Linked DNA regions of Homo sapiens: all the other regions are linked to region 3. A link is a loop called in an ENCODE intact Hi-C map of the cell type or tissue named here. Cell type or tissue: IMR-90. All regions are shown on one strand. Links, peaks and the distances in the headings refer to the core of each region. The heading gives the core; the rest is flanking DNA.

Region 1 (8,483 bases), core at 142-8,141, 240 kb after region 3:
ACAAACCTCCATGACACACGTTTACCTATATAACAAACCTGCACATGCACCCCTGAACTTAAAAGCTAAAGAAAAAATTTAAAAATAGAGTAAAATAAGAACTCTACAATTAAATGATTCACAATTCAACAGGAGCAATAATATATTAGGTTGGTGCAAAAGTAATTGTGGTTTTTGCCATTATCTTTAATTAATTTTGCCATTAAAGATAATGGCAAAAACCACAATTACTTTTGCACCAATTTAATAAAAATGGATGTTGGTACAATTATAATGCTGTTGTAATGGATAAGTGACTTTGGGCTGGGACTTGAACTGAAAATAAGAGTGTTCCAGGAATAAGTGCATCTGTATGTATGTGTGTGACATGTGTACACATGTGTGTGTCTGCATGTGGGAGTGAGAACATGGGGAGAGAAGAGCAGGACAGAATGATAGAGAGACAGAGATATTGATTGATTCATGATGATGTTACTAAATCACGTTATGGAAGCTGGAGAATAGAGCAGAAGATGGGGACATGTTGAGTCACAGATAACTTCAGAGGGAGAATATCCACTTGATAGAAGATGGCTTAGCATTCGAGCAAGAAGTTAAGGCGGGGGATATTTGCCCATTTATTTGTTCACTCAATAATTATTATTGGGTGTTAACTGTGCCTCAGGCATTGTAATAGAGATTCTGTTAGGGAAGTAAACACATGGATGAAACAACATGGACTATTTCTTCAGGAAATTTATGGTCCATCGAGGGGGAAGACATGTAAGCAAACATAATTCAATTATTAAGAGAATTATATTATAACAAACAATTAGATGAAAAAGCAGATATAATTAAAAGGTATGATTTACAATTTAAAAAATTATTGAGGACCCCAAAGAGCTTGGGTTTATTTGGGTAATATTGAAATTTATGGCATTAGAAATTAAAACTAATAATTTAAAAATTTTACTAAATCTCTATAAAAACAACACTAATTAACTCATTGCAAGTTAACATAAATAACACGTTTTCTAGGAAAAATACCTGTATTTGCCAAAATAAAAAAAATTAGTGAGAAGAGCAATGTTATTTAACATTTTTGAAATCTCTCTAATGAATGGTTTAATAGAAAATCACTGCTGAAGTCTCTTATCTGCTCTGCATTCAATCTGTGGTGATATCACGCACATGAGCCCTCTAGAAAACTATAGTGAAAGAATAAGAGAAAAACACAGGCAAATGATGCCTTAGTATTTTTATGTGAAAAAATGTGATGTTATGTAAATGATCTCTGGAAACCCAGCCATTCGTGGGTCTCACTTTACACACCACTAGTCTACTGTGTAGACTTGTCCTATCACCAGTCTCAACCCAACTCTTCAGCCTGCTCCCAAAAGCATCCAACAAATCCGTGCCCACTTCAAATCAAAGGTCTCAAACACTAGGTGCTCTGTGAACAGAATCAACTGGCAGTAAATCCCTTAATACCAAAAGCTTAGTGTGCTGATTTTCATAGAAAGTGAGGGGCAGAAGAGGCTCTGTCTCACTCTCTAGCTGGGCTTGTGGGAAGAAAAACCACAGAGAGAATTACAAAAAAAACCCATACCCCTGCAAGAGGAGGAAACACAGACAACAGGCCTACACTTCCCAGGTGCCTGTGACTTACAAATGAAAGTCCAGTGGTGGTGGGGAATGCAGAGTATTATGTCCTTAGCTCTCCTCTGAGAGTTTGAAGAACTCTCAGTGTAAATACAGAGGTTAGTTGCATGGTTAAAACAGATAAAATATTATGTTTCCAGATTTCCATTTCATAGAGAAATAAACTCATGTACAATGTAAAATATGGTGACTCTCTGAGCCATAATGTGACTGGACAGGACTAACGTAAATTTTCTAGTCCAAGAGTGAGTGGAGTAGAGCCTCAACCTAGTGAAAATAGAAAGTAGATTAAAATCAGAATTGGAGAGTATTACAGCTAAGTATAATATAAAGTGGGATGCAAGGAGAATTGTGACCTGAAAAATGAAAGAGATATTTTGGATGGAGTAGTCAACTATGAGAGACAGACTCCAAGGAGGAGTCCACTGGCACTTCCTTCCTAGTTTAGACCCACTTCTTGGTGAGACTGCAGTCCTTCAATCCATGGGCCAATCCTAACTGGATAATAGTCCACATTATCACCCCAAACTAACTTAGATCTGACTCAGCACAGTCTTAAACCCAATTTTTTCTCTGTAGGCCTAATAATGAGATAATTTATAACTCAAATCTGAAATCTCAAAGGTGACAGCACTTGGACTTAAGTCAATGGAGAACAATAAATGAGCGAGTTTGAGAGTTTGGCTTGAAGCTTTTGCTCAGAGGTAGAGAATCTGTATCTGGTTATTTCTGCTGGGAAAAATATATCAAGGATTCACTTTGTAAGTAACGAGGATGGCCTCTGTAACTTCTCCACAAATGCCTGGGGAGAGACACACTGAAAAATGTAAAAAGGGTAAAGTCTGGAGTTGCCATGGTTGTTTCAGAAAAAAGAAAATGAATTTTAAGCCATAGACATATGTTTGGGCTCCAGGTTGTCACTTTCTAGGCTTGTGGTGCAAGAAATTTACTTAACTTCTTTGAGCTACAGTATCCTAATTTGTGAAGTGTGAAAAATGGTACCTATTTTACGGAGTTATTTTAAGGATTAAATTAGGAAAGGATATAAATGTGCTAGGACACAGCTAGTGTATGGTAGGCAATCAATAATCATTATTATGATTATAATTTAATATACACTTTATATAACTGAGTTTTATTTCTAAAGGGTGGATAAAATATGTATTTTTATAAATAACTCAGTTTAATAGGGGATAAATAATTTCTTCATTATGAAGTAAAAGCAATTTTTTTGGGAAAAGATAAAATAAGGTTATAGTAATATATTGTTCTGTTTAGTTAGTATTTAATATGTGTGTTTCTCTTCTTAGGCTAATATAACATATCCCCCCTTTCAGATAATTTAAATAGGAAATCTTGTAACCAGTGTTTTTGAAACAAGGGCTATTTGTACCCAAATTGTCAAGGAGCTTGTTAAAAATTCAGTTTCCTATACCTTCTGAATCGGAACTCTGTGTTGCCCGGTTGTCTAAATTAAAAAACAAAAATCTGACTAAACGCAAACGCTTAAGTCACTCCAATAGAGTCAACAGCTGCTCCTGATTAGCTCAGGACTTTCCTGGTTCCAGTACTGAAAGGCCCACCTCCCTGCTCCTTGGAAATCCCTCAGCCCCACTAAGAAAATGTGGGTGCCAATAGCAACAGTGGGTAAAATTTTCTCCACTATGTGAGCACATAACATGGCCTCACAGCGTGGTAAGGTACATTTACAACATAGTTACAGAGAGCCTCCTCCACATGTTTAATGCCAAAGGAGAAACTTTAAGTGAAGCATATTTCATTACAAATAGAAAAGGAAAATTTACCTGAAGAAAAATTGGATTCACTTAAAGGATCTGCTCAAACCATGATGGTTTGTCACCCAAGTAGCTAGTTACTACAAAACAACATAAAGAAATAAAGAGATTTAAGCCACAATTTCATTAGCATTATATTTTGTAAAAAATCAACACCAGTTTGCTTTGCCAATTAACAATTCATTCCTGTGGTTAGGCTGACCTCTGGTGGGAATGTGATTTCAACTACAATTATTTGAGAGCAGATTCTTCAAGTGAATCAGAATTTTCTTTAGGGTTTTAAATCTTCATTTTCTATAAGAAATGAAATATGCTTCACTTAAAGTTTCTCTTTGGCATTAAACATGTGGAGGAGGCTCTCTGCAACGCTGTAGATGTATCTTCTCATGCTGTGGGGCCTACCGGGTATTCATATCGTGGGAAAAATGTTATCCACTGCTGCTATAGGCACCCACATTTTCTTAGTTATTACTAGAGAATATCTTCTTTACATGAAATCCATAACAAGATAGGTAATTTAAAATTTAGTCTCTAAGCACTGGTCTTATTTGGTGTGCCCTTGCCCCTAACTTACCTTTCTCCCAGATTTCTATGTGTGTTTTTCTTTTCTTTTTCATTTTTTAAATTTTACTTTAAGTTCTGGGATACATGTGCAGAACGTGCGGGTTTGTTACCAAGGTATACATGTGCCGTGGTGGTTTGCTGCACCTATCAACCCATCATCTAGGTTTTAAGCCCCACATACATGCATGCATTAGATATTTGTCCTAATGCTCTCCCTTCCCTTACCCCCGCAACCCACGACAGGCCCCCGTGTGTGATGTTCCCCTCCCTGTGTCTATGTGTTCTCATTGTTCAACTCCCACTTATGAGTGAGAACGTGCAGTGTTGGTTTTCTGTTCTTGTGTTAGTTTGCTGAGAAGGATGGCTTCTAGCTTCACCCATGTTTCTGCAAAGGACATGATCTCATTCTTTTTTATGGCTGCATAGTATTCCATGGTGTACATGTACCACATTTTCTTTATCCAGTCTATCACTGATGAGCATTTAGGCTGGTCCAAGTCTTTGCTGCTGTAAATAGTGTTGCAATAAACATACATGTACATGTGTCTTTATAGTAGAATGATTTATAATCCTTTGGGTATATACTCAGAAATGGGTTTGCTGGGTCAAATGGTATTTCTGGTTCTAAATCTTTGAGGAATCGCCACACTGTCTTCCACAATGGTTTAACCAATTTACACTCCCACTCCCACCAACAGTGTGAAAGTGTTCCTATTTCTCTACAGCCTCGCTAGCATCTGTTGTTTCCTGACTTTTTAATAATTGCCATTCTAACTGGCGTGAGATGGTATCTCATTGTGGTTTTGATTTGCATTTCCCTAATGACCAGTGATGATGAACTTTTTTTTTATATGTTTGTTGGCTGCATAAATGTCTTCTTTTGAGAAGTGTCTGTTCATATCCTTCACCCACTTTTTAATGGTTTTTTTTTTCTTGTAAATTTGTTTAAGTTACTTGTAGATTCTGGATATTAGCCCTTTGTCAGATGGATAGATTGCAAAAATTTTCTCCCATTCTGTAGGTTGCCTGTTTACTCTGATGATAGTATTTTTGCTGTGTGGAAGCTCATGTGTTTTTCTTTTGCTTCCTTCAGGTCTCTGATGAAATGTTGTCTTATCAAGGAGATGTTCCTGACCACACTATATGGAATAGCAACTCTTTCCCTGCTACTTTCTATTATTCTTATCCTGTTTTAGTTCTCTTTTGCAGCAGTCAACAATACTTGATATATATCTGTTTATCTATCTTCCTATCATATCATATCTATCTATCTATCTATCTATCTATCTATCTATCTATCTATCTATCATCTAACTATCCATTCCTCCACCCATTCATCTAATCTGTTATTTATCTATCCATCTCATCTATTATCTATGTGTCTATCCACCCACCCATCTATCCATCCATCTAATCTGTTACCTAACTGTCCATCTATCCAATCTATATTATTCATCTGTCAATATATCTAATCTATTATCTATCCATTCATGTAATCTATTATCTTTGTATCTATCTATCCACCCACCCATCCATCTAATCTATTAGCTAACTATCCTTCTATCTAATCTAATCTGTATCTATCCATCCACCTAATCTATTTTCTTTTTCTTCCTTTCTTTTCTATTATCTATCTATCTATCCATCTATCTATCATCTATCTATTCATCCATCCATCCATCCATGCATCCATCCATCCATCCATCCATCCATCCATCCAATCTAGTATCTCTCTATCCATCCATCTAATCTGTTTTCTATCATCATCCATTTCTCTCCTATTTCTCTTTCATTTATCTATCTTCTATCTATCTACCTATCTCATCTGTCTATTTCTCACTATTCCTACTAGAATATAAAGGCAGGGACTTTGTTTATATTGTTTACTGTTATATCCACAGCATTTAGGACTGGATTTCTACTATGTACTTATTGATGCACAAGACATATTTATTAAATGAATGAATGTCCTTTTTAAATTAACATAATACCCATAATATCCAATCTCTGAAAGACAAAGAGCAGCCAAATACAATACTTGAGTCCTCGCAAAGAAAGTTTTAGTTAAAAGAAATCACACTACAGGCAGTCCTTTCACAAGTAAATGACCCAGTTACCTAATTTCATGAAGTAGAAATAGAGTAGTAATAACATGTGTCATTCACAGGCCTGGGCAAGCGAGCAGCAATGCTGGTTGTGATGATTGTATAAGGCCCCAGGCACGAGGGAGGAGGTGTTAAAGTATCTCTCCAGAGTAGCCTCAGGCTGCATATAAATTGGGTTGAACAGGGAATCAGGAGATCAGGGCTACAGAAGCTGCATTAATCTTCAGGTTGACTGGATGACAAAAACAGGAAAAAAGGATATAAGGTGAGCGGCAGGAAGATTAGAAACTACTCAGAATACCAAGTGCTGTGTTGGTTTGGACAAATTAGAGAAGCACTTCTGTAGTAGAAGTTGCTTAAGGACTTATTAGCAATGTTAATGTGACCAAGCTACCTCTTGCTTCATAATTACACTTCATAAATAGATGAGAACTTAATCCATTGTAAAGTCATACATCCCATGGTAAGCACTTAGTATGTGTTAACGGCGGTTTGTTTTTTTTATTGCCGTTTTTGTTTGTTTGTTTGTTTTTGTGAGACAGGTTCTTGCTCTGTTGCCCAGACCGCAGTGCAGTGGTGCAAGCAATGCTCACTGCAGCCTCGACCTCTTAAGCCCAAGCGATCCTCCCACCTCAGCCTCCCCAAGTAGCTGGGACCATAGATGTGCACCACCAAGCCCAGCTAACTTTTTATTTTTATTTTCATTTTGTAGTTACGGGGTTATCCTATGTTGCCCAGGCTGGTGTCAATATCCTGGGCTCAAGTAATCCCCCCGGCTTGGCCTCCCAAAGTGCTGGGGTTACAGGCATGAGTCACTGTGCCCAGCCTTGTTTTTGTTGTTGTTGTTGCATACAAGTGGTCCTGTTACATTAAAATATCACATATGATTGGTATAATTCATGATGTCAGAGCTTTAATTAAAAATGAATCCATTCTGTATGTGCCTCACTGCACTTTCTAAATAAAACCTCCACTCTAAACATTCAGAACACTAACTTAGTCATTCTCATTCTTCTCTGATGTTTCTATATCCCATTTTTGTCCACTACCTTACAATTGCCAGATAAACAAAGACCAGCATGGGATAAAAATGATTCCCCAACAACTTCAGGACACTATAAGATTCTTAGATTGGTTTCATTTATTAATTGAATATAGTATTAGTTATGTTATGAGAAATACAGACTTTATCATTTTACTACCTGTCACTGATTTCTTTAAAAAGAATAGGGAATCGATGTGTATTTTTTTATCTTTCAATTATTAAAAATCAAAACACCATCATAAAATTAGCTAGATGTTTTTCTTACCTCATAATCTACAGATATATTTTTTGCCATTTGAATGAAAGTTAATAGAATATTCTCTATACTACTCATCACCAATTATGTTGATTACTTAGTTTTAAAGTCACATAGAAAACTGCTTTTCAGTCCATCAATACTTTATCATTTCTTTATGCTGCGCTAATCACAGTAACATAAACTGTATCTACAGCTAAGACTGTAGCCAAGAATCAGAAAATAATACTATAAATGATTCTGTGTCATCTGAAGTTATAAGCACTAGAACTAGCACAATTTTATTTTGAATCAAAGGACTACAGACCAACTTCAGAGCATACTAATTCTTCATTGTCAGCAATTCTAACGATCATTTGAATTACCAAATTCTGGCTCATTTGAAGTACTCAGAAAAAGGGAAGGCTGAAAGAATCAATAAATTGAACATCATAGGTAAGAAAAATCCTAGGAACTAAACCTCCTCTGTTCCTGAAGAGAACAAGAAATAATATTCATGAATGGCCCTACATCTGGTATTAAGTCAAATAATGCCTTTGGAGATATTTTAAGAAGCAATTGCTAAAACTTATTTTGATGAACCAAGTATCAATTACCTTGAATATCAGTTTAAAAAGAAAAATCTCCTGTATCAATAAAGATATGTAAATGAAGCAATATTTCTTTTTTCATAATTAAAAAAAGTTTATATACATATTTGTACTTGATATGTTTCAGGCATACATTTTACCTCAATCAATTGGAAAGTTCATTAAGAGCAAGATGAATATTCATCTTTTTTATACTGTTAGGGCTCTGAATGCAGCTGTGTTCATGAAACAGAGTTTTTGCTGTTGTTTTTATTTTTCTTCTCTAAATCAAGGTGCCCCATAATTTCAGGGCAGTAAGATATTCTTCTCTCATTTATCCACTGACATTAAGTCAATATTACAGCTTTTTAGTAGCCTAAAAAATTACAAGCACATATATTTTGCTATTCAAAACATGGTTACCTCAGATAGGTTAATAATACTATCCTTCTGTATTGCAGCTATTTGCCACTTACCCATTTCAAAAACTACCAGGTGCTTAGACAT
Region 2 (8,483 bases), core at 142-8,141, 64 kb before region 3:
TCCGATACCATCACAGGCATTGATAAAATCAACTAAATGTGCTTTCCCTCTAATAGGTCACAGAGCAGCCTGGCAATTGGGATTAGCATTGTCGAAAGCTAATAACCACAACACTATATCCTGAGCAGCTGAATCTGCAATCACCTTTTTAAGAGACTCCTGTAACTGCGCTATAAAATCTGCATATGGTTCTTTTGGTCCCTGTTTGACAGAACTAAAGGGAGGGTATTGTTCTCCTCCTGAAGTGATTTTTTTCCCAAGCTCTAATGCACACTCCTCTAAGCTGCTCTATGGCATCATCCTGCATGACCACTTGTGCATCTAAACCAGCCCAGCCGCCGACCCCTAAAAGTTGGTCTGCAGTTATATTAATCTGAGGTTGGGCCTAGGCATTACAAGCAGCCTGAATGGAAACTTCATCTGCCCACAAGGTTTTAAATTGTAAGAACTGAGTAAGAGTTAGACAAGCTTGAGCAAGAGCATCCCAGTCAGTAGGAATCATCTGACTGGAAACAGCAACATTCTTTAACAGTTCCATTACAAAAGGAGAACCTTGTCCATATTGATTAATAGCTTGTTTAGATTCTTTGAGTAATTTAAAAGGAAAAGGCTCAAATGTAGCTATAATATTTCCCTGTTGATCTGGGGGGTGTATTCTAATAGGGAACTGCCAAGCCTCTAAATCACCCTCTCTTCTAGCTTGCTGAATTCCTGCCTGAATAGAACTGAGAGCGATCGCTTGAGGCGCTGCTTGAACAGTCACTGGGGCAATCACTTTTTGCCCAGCATCCTCCAGAAAAGAAAGATCTGGAGGGTCAGGCCACTCTTTTTCTTCAAAATAAGGAGGGGGTGCAGAAGGATAGGGATAAACCTCTCCCTCCTTTGCCACTTTAGCTTTAGCAGGCAAACAAACTTGCTCTGTTACTTCTTCTGTTACTTCATTATACTCTCCTTTCTCCTCATCATCAGTGTGAAAAGGTTCCAAGGTGGAACGAACCAGAGCCCACACTTGTCCCATTGTTACACTGATGCTTCCGAGCTCCCCTTCTTACTCACCATAGGGATTGCTTAAGAGTACTCAGGTGTCCTCCAGCATAGTTCCACATTCTCCAACCATCACTCCGGGGACCCTTTGACCTGGTTTCAAACCTCCCATATTGGGCGCCACTTGCCGAGACCAGCTCAGGCGTGGAGACCTAATCCAGCGGCGCTAGAGGAATTAAAGACACACACACAGAAATATAGCATGTGGAGTGGGAAATCAGGGATCTCACAGCCTTCAGAGCTGAGAGTCTCAAACAGAGATTTACCCACACATTTATTGACAGCAAGCCAGTGATAAACATTGTTACTATAGTTTATATATTAATTAAAAGTATTCCTTATGGGAAACAAAGGTATGGGCCGAAATAAAGGGATGGGCCTTGCTAGTTATCTGTAGCAGGAACATGTCCTTAAGGCACAGATTGCTCATGCTAGTCTGTGGCTTAGGAATGCCTTTAAGTGGTTTTCCACCCAGGGCAGGCCAGGTGTTCCTTGCCCTCATTCCAGTAAACCCATGACCTTCAGCATGGGTGTCATGGCCATCATGAACATGCCACAGTGCTGCAGAGATTTTGTTTATGGTCAGTTTAGTGGCCAGTTTATGGCCGGATTTTGGGGGCCTGTTCCCAACACCTGTGCTCTCCAGAGCCCAGGAAACCCTCCTGCCCCCTCAGGCTTGGAATTGCCTGCTCCCAATGCCTGGCCTCTCCCTGCTTCTGGCACCCACTCCTATTCTGTAGTAAAGTTGAGGATGAGCCTGGGTGCTGTCACAACCTAGCTGGGTGTGTGTGTGTGCTTGAGGCAGTGCTGACATGCCAGGCCCCTGCCACCTCAGCCCCCATCCGACTTTGGGCACTGACAAGCACAGGAGGGAGGCTGAGGTGGGGGCTGAGAGCAGCTCAGTGCAGGGCCTACAGGCACCCCTTGGCACAAACAGCCTGGGCACTGTGCATGGCAGGTTGATGGTGGCAGGAGGTAGACACACTCCTGGGCACAAAGGAGCAGGTCACCCAGCGAAGCCCCACCTTCAAGCCAGGGACAGAGTGAAGCCTGGGGGTCAGGTTATCAGTTCTGCAGACTGGATAGAAAACTTATGGTGCTTTTTCTGGGCCTGCCCACGGCTGCCCACGGACCAGTCAGCATGCAGTATCTCCCCTCTAAAGCCCATAAAACCCCCAGACTCAGCCAGGCTTGGGTAGAGGATGGGACAACTTGCCTGTGGATAGGAGCTACCAACTCTGGGCCTCCTCTCCACTGAGGGCTGCAGACAACAGGTTGACCTGGCTGCAGAGAGGAGCTACCTCTGTGGTCTCCTCTGAGCTGCTCTGTCCCTCAATTAAGCATCTCTTTGCCTTGCTCACTCTCCACTTGTCCACATACCTCATTCTTTCTGGACATGGGACAAGAACTCAGGAACTGCCAAATATGGCAGGGCTGAAAGAGCTGTAACACAAGCAGGGCTGAAACATGCCCCTTGCTCACCACATTGCAGGCAACAAGGAGGAAAGAAGAGAGAAAAAGAGAAGACCTGCAGCCTTTCGAGGAGCCCAGATCTAGGAGCTCCCAAGCCAGGGCTGTGAGGCCCTCATTGGGGGTCTGCAGTTCCTGGCATCTCCAAGCTTGTGGACACCACCATGTTCCCCCGTGCCAGCCATGGAAGATGCTTGTGGTATGCCTGGTCCAGCCACAGTCTAGCAGGGAGCCAGCACCCTTGCCAACACCTGGAGCTGTCCACCCCACCACAGCAGGCGTACCTCAGTGTGTGCAGTGACTGAACCCCACACTCGCTTGCTCACACACCACTCAATACTCTGCACTGGGGTTGCCCTTGGCAGGTGAGGGATCCAGGCCAGTAACGCGAGTCGAGCACAGCCTGCCAGGCTAAGTGGGCAGAATGAGCCCAGCAGGCCTGAGCAAAACTTGGGCAAAGGCACCAGCAGCCACAGAGGTTTCTGGCTGGAAAAGCGACAACACCCCAAGGATCCTGTGACTCTGGGAATACAGCAATGGACAAAGACAAAAATCCCAGCTCTCGTGGAGCTCACATTCTTAATACTTTACATTTTTAACTAGTAAGAATCATTAGCTTAAGAATTTATTAAATCTGCATGACAGTATTTCAAGGTTAACATAAAATTTTTTAAATCAATGAATACAAAATAATAAAATAAAGACAAAGATTCAATTAATTCAAAATAAAACAATATGAACAAAACAAGTATAAAAATACATTATACATGAATAAGAGGGGCAAAACAAGCCCAACTACATTATTAATCACTATAACCACCAATTTAAATTTAAATAGCTTACCAGATTGGATTTTAAAAATCCAGCTCTATGCTATTTAAAAGAGACATATCTATGAGGACATGAGGACAAGGAAAATATTTCCATAGTTTTAATGATAGAAAATCATGTAGTGTAGGGCCATACTGTTTCCTGTTGTCAGCCAATTTGTAGTTCAGATTGCCCAGAAAAATACCATGCTTTCTGTCAGTGGGTTATTCACCATGTTTAATTTATTTGCCTTGTTTCAATGAAAGGAGATTTACTGGCAATCTGCACAGAGAAGTGGTAAGACTGATTTATTTGTTAGTCTATTAGAAATTTAAAAATTTTGTTCTTTGTCACTGATTAGCATAGTCTCAGTTTATGAAGTTAGACATTGCTGCTGGGTGCAGTGGATCACATCTGTAAATCCCAGCACTTCGGGAGGCTGAGGTGGGTGGATCACTTGAGCTCAGGAGTTCAACACCAGCCCAGGCAACATAGTGAAATCTCATCTCTACAAATACAAAAATTAGCAGGGCGGGGTGGCGCCTTCCTGTGTTCCCAGCTACTCAAGGAGCTGAGGTGGGAGGATTGCTGGAGCCTGGGAGGTCCAGGCCAGAGTGAGTGCAGATTACATCACTACACTGCAGCCTGGGTGACAGAGTGAGAAGGTGTCTCATGTTCTAAAAACTAAAAAAACAAACAAACAAAAAAAAAACCCCACAAAGTTAGAGATTGCTTTCTCTTACATTACCACTCTCAACTCAAAGCTTTTAGCAATTTTTATGTGAGGCAAGACTAAATAAACTGATAAGTGTACAATTATTCTTGTGGGTAATTTTTCTTTCTGCATTTTGGTGTTGTAAACTGTGTACATTAGATGGCAATACTATAGTGTGAGAGAGAGAATTAGCGATCTAGTACTTGTTTTCATGAGCTGTATCACCAGAGGGCACCAAAGGACCAGTTATGAGCAAAAAAAAAAAACAACAAAAAAAACCCATTCGGGAAAAAACCACTGTAATGATTGCACTGTTTTTACCCAACCTTTTCACAAGCACATATCTGGCCAGTGTGAAGACTTTCCGCCTCATAAAGGTAACATGAAATACAAAGCTTCAGGGTATCAGGTCTACACAGTGCATAATGCCATGCCAAAGGCTCTCTGGTGCTATCACGTTTTATCGTAAAGAAAGAAATTTTTAAATCAGGAAACTGGAAAAATTACTTTCCTCTCTAGTGACTTTACTGCTTACACTAGATTAAAAAATATTTCGTTTATAGTGAAAATGATTCTCCAGTGCTATCTCACTAATCATTTAATTAATTGAAACAGTAATGCACTAGACATATTTGCCTCTTATTAATGTTTGGAAAGCTTGTAGTCCTGAGTGTATTTCTTTTGTTGACAATTTCCTTTGAAATGTGATTTCTAGCAGGGGTAATTTGACTCTTTTAGTTAACCAGAAAACGTTAGATGGCCATCAAATATTTAGAGCAAGAGTTTGGAAAATGACACATAGTAGATGAGCAGTCAGTAGCACATGTGGTTATTTGTAAAAGTGCACTGACTTTGGAGTCAGCTAGACCTGTGTTCAGGACCCTCTAAGTCTGACCCTGAGCTCAATGTCCTGAGTCTATTGTTTTGCATTTGAATCATAACTCCACTGTCCTATCCTTTGAATTCTCCAATATGTGTCTTGCCTCAAGGTCTGGCTCTTGCTACACCTTCAGCCAGGATTTCTCTTCCACCCAGTATCCCTGCGGCTTTCTCTTTCATCTCCTTCAGATATCACCTTGTGAAAGAAGTCTGCCATGACCATCTTACTTAAACTAGCATCCCAGTACTCCTTATCTCCCTTCCCTAATTATTTATCTTCATAGTACTTACATCCTATGACATGAAATATGATTTTCTCATGTGTCTGTTAAACATTCTCCCTGCTAGACTGTAAATTCCATTAGCGAATTTTTTTTTTTCCTGCTTTGGTCACTGCTCTGTCAACTAGAACAATGCCTAGCAAATAGGAGCACAATAACTATGTGTTGAATGAATGAATCCCAAGAATGTTATGACTGGTCATTTTCTTGGAAAATCACCTACCACATAATAGGTAGCCAGTAAATTGTAGCTCTTATTATGAAAACTTTTAGGCTGTTATTATCATTACTTTTAATGGCAAAAACAGCAATTACTTTTGCACCAACCTAACAATTCTTACTACTGTTTGAACTGACTTTTCTTTTAAACAACGGTCCTGAAATTGATTTACCAGGTAATAACCACCAATTTTTAAAAAAATGAATGAAAGAATAAATAAGCATATCCCCATAAGTGTATGTATTTTGTGAAACTTTAACTGTAATTTTGTGTGTGTGTTATGAATGTGTTATAAAAGCACAGAAGATACTGACAGACCTTTCATAGGTTTTCCTGGAGATTGTATACCTGTTAAATAATGGATCTTCCTTGCTGGAAGGAAAATGACCAACACAGAGACTTAGATTTGAAAGGACTGATCCGCCTGGCCAAATTTGGCAATTCCAACCAGGTAGTGATGTTCCTTATTGTTTTCACTCATGGCAAAGATTCTCAGCTATCTAGGAACTTAAGCTTCCTAGGCCTTTGCATCCGTCAGGAGAATTCTAACTAGCTGGCTCAATGTGACAAGTGACATGTTATTCCCCTGCCTCCAACCCACTTTAATATATTTATTCTTTAATTAATATTCACTGCAGTTGGAATACTTTAATTCTTGACTCTCTAAGACAAGTGGAGAAATCTTAAAGGCAGGTTTGAGAATTGAGGCCACATTACAAAACAAAACAAAACCAAACACCTCCCAAGAAAGTGTAAAGTGTTTTGAAGAACTGTCTGTATCACCACATTCCATTCCAGAGTATAAGCAATGTCTGGCGCATTAAAGATACTAACACACACAAATGAACAATGTAAAATGGATGAAATCTGAATAGTCTATTAACTGTACCAACATCAATTTCTATGTTTTGATACTGAACTATAGTTAGTAAGATGTCACCATGAGGGAGAACTAGGTGAAGGAGTACAGGGGACCTCTTTGTGCTAGTTTTCAACTTCCAGTAAATCTATAAAAGGATCAATAAAGGCCTTTAAACAATATAGTCTCCTTACCATCCATGACCCTTTTCAAAACTGAAATTATTGTTAGACTACTTCCCAGAAATGTATTTCTAGTTAGTAGGGATGGGTAGACAAAGGAAAAATCTTAGAACCTGTCAATGGTTTTATAGGATCATTTCACTATGGGAAAGATCATCAAAGATTGTTAAGTAGACAAACGACCAATGGAGTTATTAATATAATGCACTGATTTCAAGTTAAAATTAAAATAAAGAACTTGCTAGAAAAAAAAAAGATGCTGAGCAAATATTTAATTGAATTTCTTGATTTACAATCAAGTGCAAAGAGCTGGTCGGTGGCCAGTGAACTATCCGTCTTTAAGTTAAAGTTATAAATCATTTTGGATTTTGGGTTCCTCATCTCTTTAGGGGATTAGGCTCCTGATTAGGTTTGTTACACATTTGCTTTGACCATTGTCACTGCCTGGATACTGACCCATATCCTTGCTGTCACAGTAGAGGATTCCGTATTTTTCTTAGCTTTCCTAAAGGCAGTGACATTGTTGAAAATTTCCAGAGCCCTGTGCTCCCAGGAAAAAGCAATGGTTTTAAAAAAAAACCTTTTATGTTGTGAGAAACAGTTAACTTCAAGGAACCACCTCCCTTGGCATATCCAAGAACTGACCCCCCCCATCCTTCCCCTTGACTCCCTTGTTTACCTGCCTCTATAAAACCCCAAGCCTCCTTCATTTCTTTGACACATTCTGCTGCAGAAATGAAAATTCTCCCTATTATAATATCTAAAGCAAAATTATCTTTATTGCCTGGTGCATTTTGTCTTTCACGCCAACTTCCATTCAAAGCTTTATTATTTGTTTTCTCTGGCCCTTTTTAGGCCACATGGTTAAAATGAGGGTATATTTTCCTATACGCTTCAAGATCATTAAGAAATTAATCTATATGATTGAGCTAAGAAATTGATTTTTTTCTATTCTTACCAGAAAAATACTAAGTCTGTTGTTCAGAGAACATCTGTCTCCTACACCAAAGATACTGAAGAAAGACTCATTGTTCTGAACAAGGTAAAAGAATTATTCAATTTGCTCTACAATTATCTGTAAAAAAAAAAAATACATATGACTTTGCAAAGAGACTTTAATGTTTGTGTTCCGTTCGGTTCTGTTTCCTCAACTCTGCTACATTTCACAGAAATAACAAAAACCTGCTATGTACTAAAAATGCTGGGAAGTCCTTTCCCATACATATTTTTTTGCTCACAGCAATTCTAAAAGAAAGGTATTCTCATTCCCATGTTTCTGAGGAAGAAGCACAGTCTGTATGGAGGAGAGTTCAGGCTCTAGTGCAGGTGCCAGGCTTTGAATATTGGCTTTACCACTACCTACCATACTGACCTGGAGCAAGTTACTCACCTATCTTGATCTCAGCTTCTTTTTCTTTAAAATGGGAATGATAATAGTACCTACCTCGTAGGGTTGTTGTTAGCATTCAGTTTAATATATGCAAAGCACACATAATAATGCCAGGCACAAACAATGAATATCAAACATAAGGCTTAGACAACTTACTCTAGTGAGCATTGCTTAGCCAATTTCACATTGCTAGAAAGTGGCTATACCAGAATCCAAACCCAGATATTGCTGACTTCAAAACTAAGACACTTTCTATTTCATAACACTGAAGAAGCTGGGAGAAAGGTTAAAAGAGCATTATTGAATGAAAGAAAAGCCTGATACATTTGATTATATTAAGAAGCTTGATTGATCAAAAGGAACCATGAAAAAGTGAAGGGGTAAGCTAGAAGACTCAAACTGAGAGTATACAAAGAAATCCTACAAATCAATAAGACAAATAGAAAATGGGCAAAATTTGAACAGGCACCTTACAAAAGAAATCCAAATGAACAATAAACATGAATAGAAGTTTCTCATTTTAGCAAACAGAGAAATATAATTTACAACCAAAATAAGATACCATTGGTTATTCACCAGCTTGGCAAAAACTAAAGTCTGCAAACCCAAATTTAGGCAAAGAGAACTCACACT
Region 3 (8,483 bases), core at 354-8,353:
CTCATGATCCACCCGCCTTGGCCTCCCAAAGTGCTGGGATTACAGGCCTGAGCCACCACACCTGGCCCAGATTTTTATTTTTAATTAGCTTGCTTGGGAGTCATTGGGCTTCTTCAATGTGTGGATTGATAGCTTTCATTAGATTTGCAAAATTCTCAGCCATTACATTTGCAAATTTTGCTGTTGGCCATTTTTTAAATCTATGACCTCTATTAAATATATGTTAGGTTTTCTAATTATATCCTCAATTCCTCCTGTTCTTGCTTCCGTCTCTTTCATCTTGGGTAGTTTCTCCTGACATCTTCAGAGGTGCTAACTATGAGTTACATCTATCTGCTGATGATACACCCAACCATTGAGTTACTAATTTTAGACACTATGTTTTCTAGTTCTAGGGTTTCTCTTTTTCTTTTCATTTTCATTTTTTTCTTTTGCTTTAAATCTGTGATGTTCTTTTTAAAGATTCCACTTTTCTGCTGAAATGTTAAAATTTGACTTCTATCTTTGTGAGCTTAATAAAATACTAAATAAATTTATCTTCACTATCTGAAATACCTATGGGTCTATATCTGTTTGTGCTAGTTCTCATTCATATTGATGTGTCTTTCTGTGTGTTTCCTTATTATTTTTGAATGAATCCTAACCCTGTTTGAAAAACATGTATAGAAAAATTTAGGCCCTAGAACATTACCTTCCTCCAGAGAGCATTGTTTCTTTTTGTTAGGTGCCTATGGGCACTAGCAATCTTGAATCACCTTAATCCAATTTCAAGGATTAAAATTTTATTGCCCATGCAGACATTGAAGGGGCTCATGTACTTCTGGCTTACTCATTCTTACTGCTAGATTTCAGCTCTTCTGGATGTCAAGTCTAAGTGTTCAGCATTCCATTTGCTATGGTCCTCAATCTTGGTAGGCCTGTTTCTTCAACTTTTATTTCCGCTTTCCTGAAGAGACTGTATGAGGATTGCTTTATCTCCCTGCCATCTCTTCCTCATAGCAAATGTTCCTGGAGCAAAAGTGGTCTCAGCAAAAACAAGCAATGGGAAAAGGATTCCCTATTTAATAAACGGTGCTGGGAAAACTGGCTAGCCATATGCAGAAAACTGAAATTGGACCCCTTCCTTTATTTATCTTTGCAATATAGTTTTTATTTAATTGCAGTATAATTTACACAGTGTAGAATTGCACACATCTTAAATAAAAATTAACTCAAGATGGATTAAAGACTTAAATGTAAAGCCCAAAACCATAAAAACCCTAGAAGAAAACCTAGGCAATACCATTCAGGACATGGGCATGGGCAAAGTCTTCATGACAAAAACGCCAAAAGCAATGGCAACAAAAGCCAAAATTGACAAATGGGATCTAATTAGAATAAAGAGCTTCTGCACAGCAAAAGAAACTATCATCAAAGTGAACAGGCAACCTACAGAAAGGGGGAAAATTTTTGCAATCTACTCATCTGACAAAGGTCTAGTATCCAGAATTTACAAGGAACTTAAACATATTCACAAGAAAAAAACAACCCCATCAAAAAGGAGGCAAGGGATATGAACAGACATTTCTTAAAAGAAGACATTTATGCGGCCAACAAACATATGAAAAAAGTTCAACATCACTGATCATTAGAGAAATACAAATCAAAACCACAATGAGATACCATCTCACACTAGTCAGAATGGTGATTATTAAAAAGTCAAGAAATAATAGATGCTGGTGAGGCTGCAGAGAAATAGGAACACTTTTACACTTTTGGTGGAAATTTAAATTAGTTCAACCATTGTGGAAGACAGTGTGGTGATTCCTCAAGGATCTAGAACCAGAAATACCATTTGACCCAGCAATCCCATTACTGGGTGTATACCCAAAGGAATATAAATCATTCTACTATAAAGAACATGCACATGGATGTTTATTGCAGCACTATTTACAATAGCAAAGACTTGGAACCAACCCAAATGCCCATCAATGATAGACTGGATAAGGAAAATGTGGTACACATATGCCATGGAATACTATACAGCCATAAAAAGGAATGAGATAATGTCCTTTGCAGGGCCATGGTTGAAGCTGGAAGCATCATCCTCAGCAAATGAACACAGGAACAGAAAACCAAACACCTCATGTTCTCACTCATAAGTGGGAGTTGAACAATGTGAACACATGGACACAGGGAGGGGAATATCACACACCGGGGCCAGTGGGGGGTTGGAGGGTGAGGGAGCAAGAGCATTAGGACAAATAGCTAATGCATGTGGGACCTAAAACCTAGATGATGGGTTGATAGGTGCAGCAAACCACAATGGCACACGTATACTTATGTAAAACAAACCTACACGTTCTACACTTGTATCCCAGAACTTAAAATAAAATAAATAATAATAATAAAAATAAAAAAGTAAAATAAAAAGGCACCTGAAAAAAAAAGTGGTCCCAGAGTCCATGCTCTCCTCTTTGGATTTTCTATTTGTCCTGGATTCTTGGTCTGATGCTTTCTCATTTTCTTTATAGCTTTTAGATGCAACTAGAAGCATGGTTTAATGTTTCATCTAGAAATCATTGTCTCCAATGGGAGGTTTGTTCTGAATTAACTAGCCTGCCGTTACCAGAACTGAAGATTTATTTATCTTTGCAATATAGTTTTTATTTAATTGCAGTATAATTTACACAGTGTAGAATTGCACACATCTTAAATAAAAATTTGTTGAGGGTTTTTTCCCCCAAATGTGTATTCCCATGTTACCATCACTGAAAGACAGATGATGTTCCAATATTCCTGGAAAGTTACCACATTTCCTCTTCTAGTCAAATCTCCAACTCATCCTATCCCCCGCAGCAATGTCCTTTAATTTCAATAGTCATATATTTATGTTGTTGACTTTAAACTTCATATAAAATAAATCATATAACGTACTCTTGCTCAAAGTAAGTTTTTGAGATTCATCTACATTTTGCACATATTCGTAGCTTATTCCTTTTATTGTTCTACTGTATTATGTTATGTAAATGTACCAGAGTTAGTTTGTTTCCTCTTGATGAAAATTTGAGTTGTTTTCAGTTTTGGTTAATATGAATATATCTTTTATGAACATGCTCAGGATTCCTTTGAATTTTAATTTCTTGTGGGTAATGAGAGGCCATTCATATTTAAACTTAGGATATAGCTATGTTATTGGAGTTTCTTACACCAAGCTACGTACCAGGCTTCATCTTCCAACTTGGTCTTCAACAGTTGGTTTTACTTGTCATATATTTTGTTATTTCAAAACTTATTTATTTAACAAATTTTTATAAAGCACTTAGTATGTGCTAGACATTATTCCAAATACTTTTAAGTACTGACATATTTAATATTTAATCATTCTGACAACCTATTGAGATAGTTATTATTAGTATTCGCATTTTACGAATTATGAAATGGAGGCATAGAAAGGTTAATTAACTTCCCGAGGTCACAGGAGGAAAAGTAGGAGAGTTAAGATTCAAACCAAGGTGCTCCTCCTCCAGAGGCAATGCTGCCTTTCTAGAGATGTTCATATGTGGCAAGGAATGCCTCCAACATAATCTCATATAACCTTAGAATAAACGACCAGGCCCCTTTCATATGCTGCAAATGTTCTTTACAGTAAACCATTGCACAAAAATTAGGTACATATAAAATGTGCTCATTTGAGTAGCAAGGTTGGTAAACTGAAGAGACTCTCCACAAGTCAAATATGGGCAAAGCGTGCTTACCTGTCGACCCCATTCGGTTCCTCATGAATGTTTCCTCACTTGTTCGGGGAGCGAGTTTTCATTCTCTCCATGTATGAGTTGCCAAATTCATGTGATAAATATGCAAGAGGCTGAAGAGTTCAGTCCCTTCAGTGTTCTTGTGCAGTCTGCCTTCCCTTGCCATTCACAAAAAAAATCTGATCTTGGTTTCATGGACCTCAGTATAATGATATTCATCTTTGTTGGTCTTTGCAAAACACTGCCAAAGCCCATTACTGCCTTTGGTGATATTACAGACAGAGGCCAGGCGGGGGAGCTCCCCAAAGGACTCTACATAGAAAGTGTGACCAAGCCAAGCTCGGAGGCAGTTACCATAAAAAAAAAAAAAAAAAAAAAAAAATGAAGCCAGAATGTAACTGGAAAGCAAAATAGAGGCTTGAGAATTGTCCAAGTGAGAAAGACAAGGAGAGAATATAAACATTAAACTAATGCTGAGGTTGGTGGACAAATAAAGGCTTCACTCGACTTTTTATTGATTTGACATTCTGGTACTAGATAAAGGAAAGAGCAAAACAAAGTGCAGGATCGAGAGAAAATCGATTGCTTGAAAAACTGGGTATTTTACTTGCTGCAAGTCCCGACTGTGTCAGCTGATGAGTTTAACACTATGACAGCACAGTCCTCACCTGCCTGCTCGCTGCTGTAATCCCCACACTGTTGTGTGCCCTATAGCACCTGGCACACGGGAAGCGCTCAAGAGATGTGTGTGAATGAAGGAGCCACATCTTGACTTGCGACGCGGAGCAGTAAGCTGCAGTTATTTGGTAGCGGTAAGCTGGAGTTTGAAAAATTACTCTGGGGCAGGTTTGTTTACTGTTTTTGAAAAGGATAAAATCAGGGGCTCACCAGTTGCGGGGCTGCCTTTAAAAGGAAATTAAAAATGCAGGGCATATTCTCATACACCCTTCCAATGGGCCTGTAACATAACTATTTTCCTGTTTTCATCGTTGAGAAAACAGGCTCAGAGGGATTAAGGAACTTGCCTGAGTTCACACGGCTCATAACTAGAGCAACTAGTTCTTCTGAAGACCTTGCCCTGCCTGCCTACCACTTTCTGCTGACTTATCCTGATTTTCCTGGGACATACAGCATGTCAGCTGCTAGATGCTCATCAGAGCAAATGTCGAGGCTTTAAGGTGGCCGTGTACTTTTTGTTGTCTTCATTTCCCTACTGGTACAACTTCAGTTAATTCACGGGTTGCGTTAGGGTTACGGTAATATACAACAAGATGTATTTGCTGTTACTATTCTTATTATCATTGCCACGATCACATCTTCAGGTAAGAGTTCCCAGTTCCAGAGCCTTGATTTCTTAAATCAGGAGCCATGGATGCCAGTGTGGGATATGTTTTATTTCTAAAACCCAAAATATCTGCTGTCTTCCCAGGATATATCAAACTATTGAGTGACTTTGTTATGGAGCCTGGGAAGATGAAATTACTCAGAATATTTGTGATGTGTACATTTCTTAAGAAGTTACAGCTATCTTTCATACCATGGAGCAAAAAATACATCATTTGTTTTATATATAACATTGGTTATGAATTCTGATTATAGAAATGGATATATTTCCTAACACCAGAGGGGGGCTGATTGATTTCCTTTATATAGTTACATGTCTACAGTAGGCAGTGAGTATGGTACTATTGGAAGTTGGACATTTCACTAGACAAGCACACAGTAAAATTTCAGTGCCTGGCATGCAACAGATTCTAATTTAACTTAAATAACAAAGTAAAAGTAATAATTACAATGTAGCTAATATTTGTTGAGCTCTTACAGTGCAGGCGAGTGAGTGCTTCATATGAATTATTGCATTTAAACCTCCCAACATGTGAAGTAGATACTTTTATCATGGAACTCTTTACAGGTAAGGAAGTGGAGGTGCAGGGAGGGTTACCAGATCGTCCAAGATTACACATCTATGGTAGAGGCAATACTTGAACTTAGTTTATGTTTTACTACACTGGGTAAGATATTTGAAATTAGAGCAAGGTTGAATATGTAGTATCCTTTTCACATATTATTTTATCCCATTAAGCTTAACAAGGAAAAGATGAAGCCCAGCTCATTTTCTGTCTTCTATACACAGGTGGAAGAATAAATTCTACCTCCTGCTTGCCTCGCTGCAGTGGGGATGAGGGAGAGGGGACTCAGCCAGATGCTGAATTCCCCAGACAGCTGACAGGTTCCCAATTTCCAGGTTTGTATTATTGCCTGCAAGTATGAAGATGGGAATATTACCAGCTAGTGCATGACTAGTGCTTATCTTCCTTCCTCCAGGATAGAAGCACCAGAGGCTAGCAGGGACTAGCCAGAGGCTGAGTGGTGGTCACCAGAGTGACTCCTGCAGCCCCAGCAGACATGTGCTGAGGCTCCCCTTTGCTCATATTCTATGGGATCGTAGGGAGCTGGGAGATGGAAGCAGGAAGAGTACTAAGTTGACTGTGTAAACTGCTGGAGAAAGGTGAACTATGTACTAGTATTGCTCATGTTATATAAAAAGTATTAAATTTATAAGTCTAATAAGAACATGTTTAAAATATAATTTTTTTCTCTAAAATTCATAACTGGAGTTAAAATAGATTTGAAATGCATGCACACAAGGCAGTACTTATGTTGTTAAAGAAACTATAATCTTAGAATCCTAAACAGGGTCCTCCTAGACCCCAATTTTATTAGCCAATTGGCCATGTTCCAGGGTAAATCATATATTTTACCTCAAGAAATGATCATTATTAATTCATACACGTGTATAAGAATGCTGATCAAATTGCTATGCAGGGCCTGATGCGGAGGCTTATGCCTGTAATCCCAGCACTTTGGGAGGCCGAGACGGGCGGATCACCTGAGGTCAGGAGTTCAAGACCAGCCTGGCCAACATGGTGAAACCCTGTCTCTACTAAAAAATACAAAATTAGCCAGGCATGGTGGCATGCGCCTGTAATCCCAGGTACTCAGGAGGCTGAGGCAGGAGAATCGCTTGAACCTGGGAGATGGAGGCTGCAGTGAGCCCAGATAGTGCCACTGCACTCCAGCCTGGGCGACAGAGTAAGACTCCATCTCAAAAAAAAAAAAAAAAAAAAAAATTGCTATGCTGGAAGTACTGGAAAGATCACTGTGGTATCATTTCACTTCTAATGTAGTCCCATGCTTTGGATCTTCAAAATGATGTCATTGAAAGGTTTCCCTTTCAATAGTCTTTCAAATATGTGGTTAGTTAAAATGAGATGGTTAGAACAAATTCTTAATCATAGAAGATTTGGGTGAGGCACATCAGCTTTGGCCCAGTGACATACTCCACTATTTAGCCAAAGGCTATTTATAACCCACACAGGGCACAAATGTACACTGTAGATCACAGGGTGTGGCTACCTCAGAGGACAGTGGTTAAACCAGGCAATTATCCATGTTTCAACACTAACATCTGAATAATAACCTGAGAGGCACTGCAGGGCAAAAAACCTGGGTGGGAATCTCAGTACTTCCACTTCAAGATGTATAATCTTGTGCAAATTCCTTACCTTCTTTCAGTCTCTGTTTCTTCATCTGTTGTACAGAAGGGATAATGATACCCGCTTCATAATTTCTCTTTACAAGGACTCCAGAAAATATAAATATATCAGGGGTTTTTTTTCCGTACAAGTGAGAGAAGCCCTCAATTCAAATTGATTTGATTAACAACAGCAAAAATGACTTTATTACTTCATATTACTGTCAAATCTATATTACTGTCAGATCAGCTACTTCAGGTGCAACTAACTAGATCCAGGTGCTCCAATGAAGGTACCGTGATGCTGCCTTTTCAAATCTCAGCTGTGCATTTCTTTTTATTGGCTGAATTCCTAGGCGAGCTATTTCTTTACTGTCAGTTATACCTCCAGCATCTTTAAGCTTAGATCTTGCTATCTTAGCCTCCCCCTGCAGAGGAAGAGCACTTTTTCCAAAACTCCAGCAGAAGTCCCAGAAATATCTTTCTTGGCTAGTTTTGGTCAAGTAACCTTCTCGAGAGCCGGGAGATAAGTACATGGACTTAGGTTGGGCAAGATACGATCCATTAAAGAAATGCTGGGTTTATAAGAAAACAAAAAACCAAATTCCTAACATTTCATTCTAATAAACTGTGTAGAAAATTTCTTGGCATATAGCAAGAATTTTAATGGTTTTAAGAAATCTATTTTTTAAACTCTTATATATGCAGAACTACCAGCTTTCAGCCAAGTTTTTCTGGACAACATATATATACGAATAGAGCTCATTTAACCTAAAGCAATTTCTAGTTAGGGCAGATCTCAATATGTGATGTTTGATGTAACTCAATTTTTAGGAGAAAGGCTGTTCTGTGTTCTGGGGAAAGCTAGTGATTTTCTCCAAAGAACCTGGATGCAGTCTAAGTTAATGACCCTTTTTGTGGCTAAATATCTTTTTGATGGATTATCACAATGCTAGCAGAAATTACTCTTTTGTTCCATCATACTGGTAGTATGGCAAGAGACCAAATGAACATCTAAGGGTTCCATTTGCCTTTATTTTTTTTTCTCACGAGATTTCACAAAACAAAAAAAATGAGGATTATGTTTTCAGTAGTGTTTTAAATGCAATAGTGAATATATTACCGTGACAACTTGCATACTTTTTTCTCTTTCCCTTTATCAGCCATCATTGGCCTTCAAATTTATGGGTATATGACTTTTCTTAGTTTGTATT

The links. Hi-C counts contacts between places; a loop is a spot of excess contacts. Peaks named below come from ENCODE experiments on the same cell type or tissue, not always from the same donor. Only the 100,000 strongest peaks of a DNase experiment are listed, where the experiment ranks them.
Region 1: it touches region 3 in a loop (8-fold over the local background); 13 of 110 quality-filtered maps call a loop at or near these places.
Region 2: it touches region 3 in a loop (2.9-fold over the local background); 13 of 110 quality-filtered maps call a loop at or near these places.

Annotation. Positions count from the first base shown.
Region 1 is chr4:176,029,849-176,038,331 of GRCh38, reverse strand. No RefSeq gene overlaps it. Among named protein-coding and RNA genes, the nearest start is that of WDR17, 32 kb to the left of the region's middle. In IMR-90, for the core only: a CTCF peak has its summit at 3,639 (motif pointing left); no DNase peak of the experiment used is centred there.
Region 2 is chr4:176,336,933-176,345,415 of GRCh38, reverse strand. No RefSeq gene overlaps it. Among named protein-coding and RNA genes, the nearest start is that of SPCS3-AS1, 21 kb to the right of the region's middle. In IMR-90, for the core only: a CTCF peak has its summit at 4,273 (motif pointing right); a DNase peak (open chromatin) is centred at 4,295.
Region 3 is chr4:176,273,292-176,281,774 of GRCh38, reverse strand. It overlaps a transcript of ASB5 not described here. Among named protein-coding and RNA genes, the nearest start is that of ASB5, 8.3 kb to the right of the region's middle. In IMR-90, for the core only: a CTCF peak has its summit at 4,030; a DNase peak (open chromatin) is centred at 4,034; H3K27ac peaks cover 222 bases.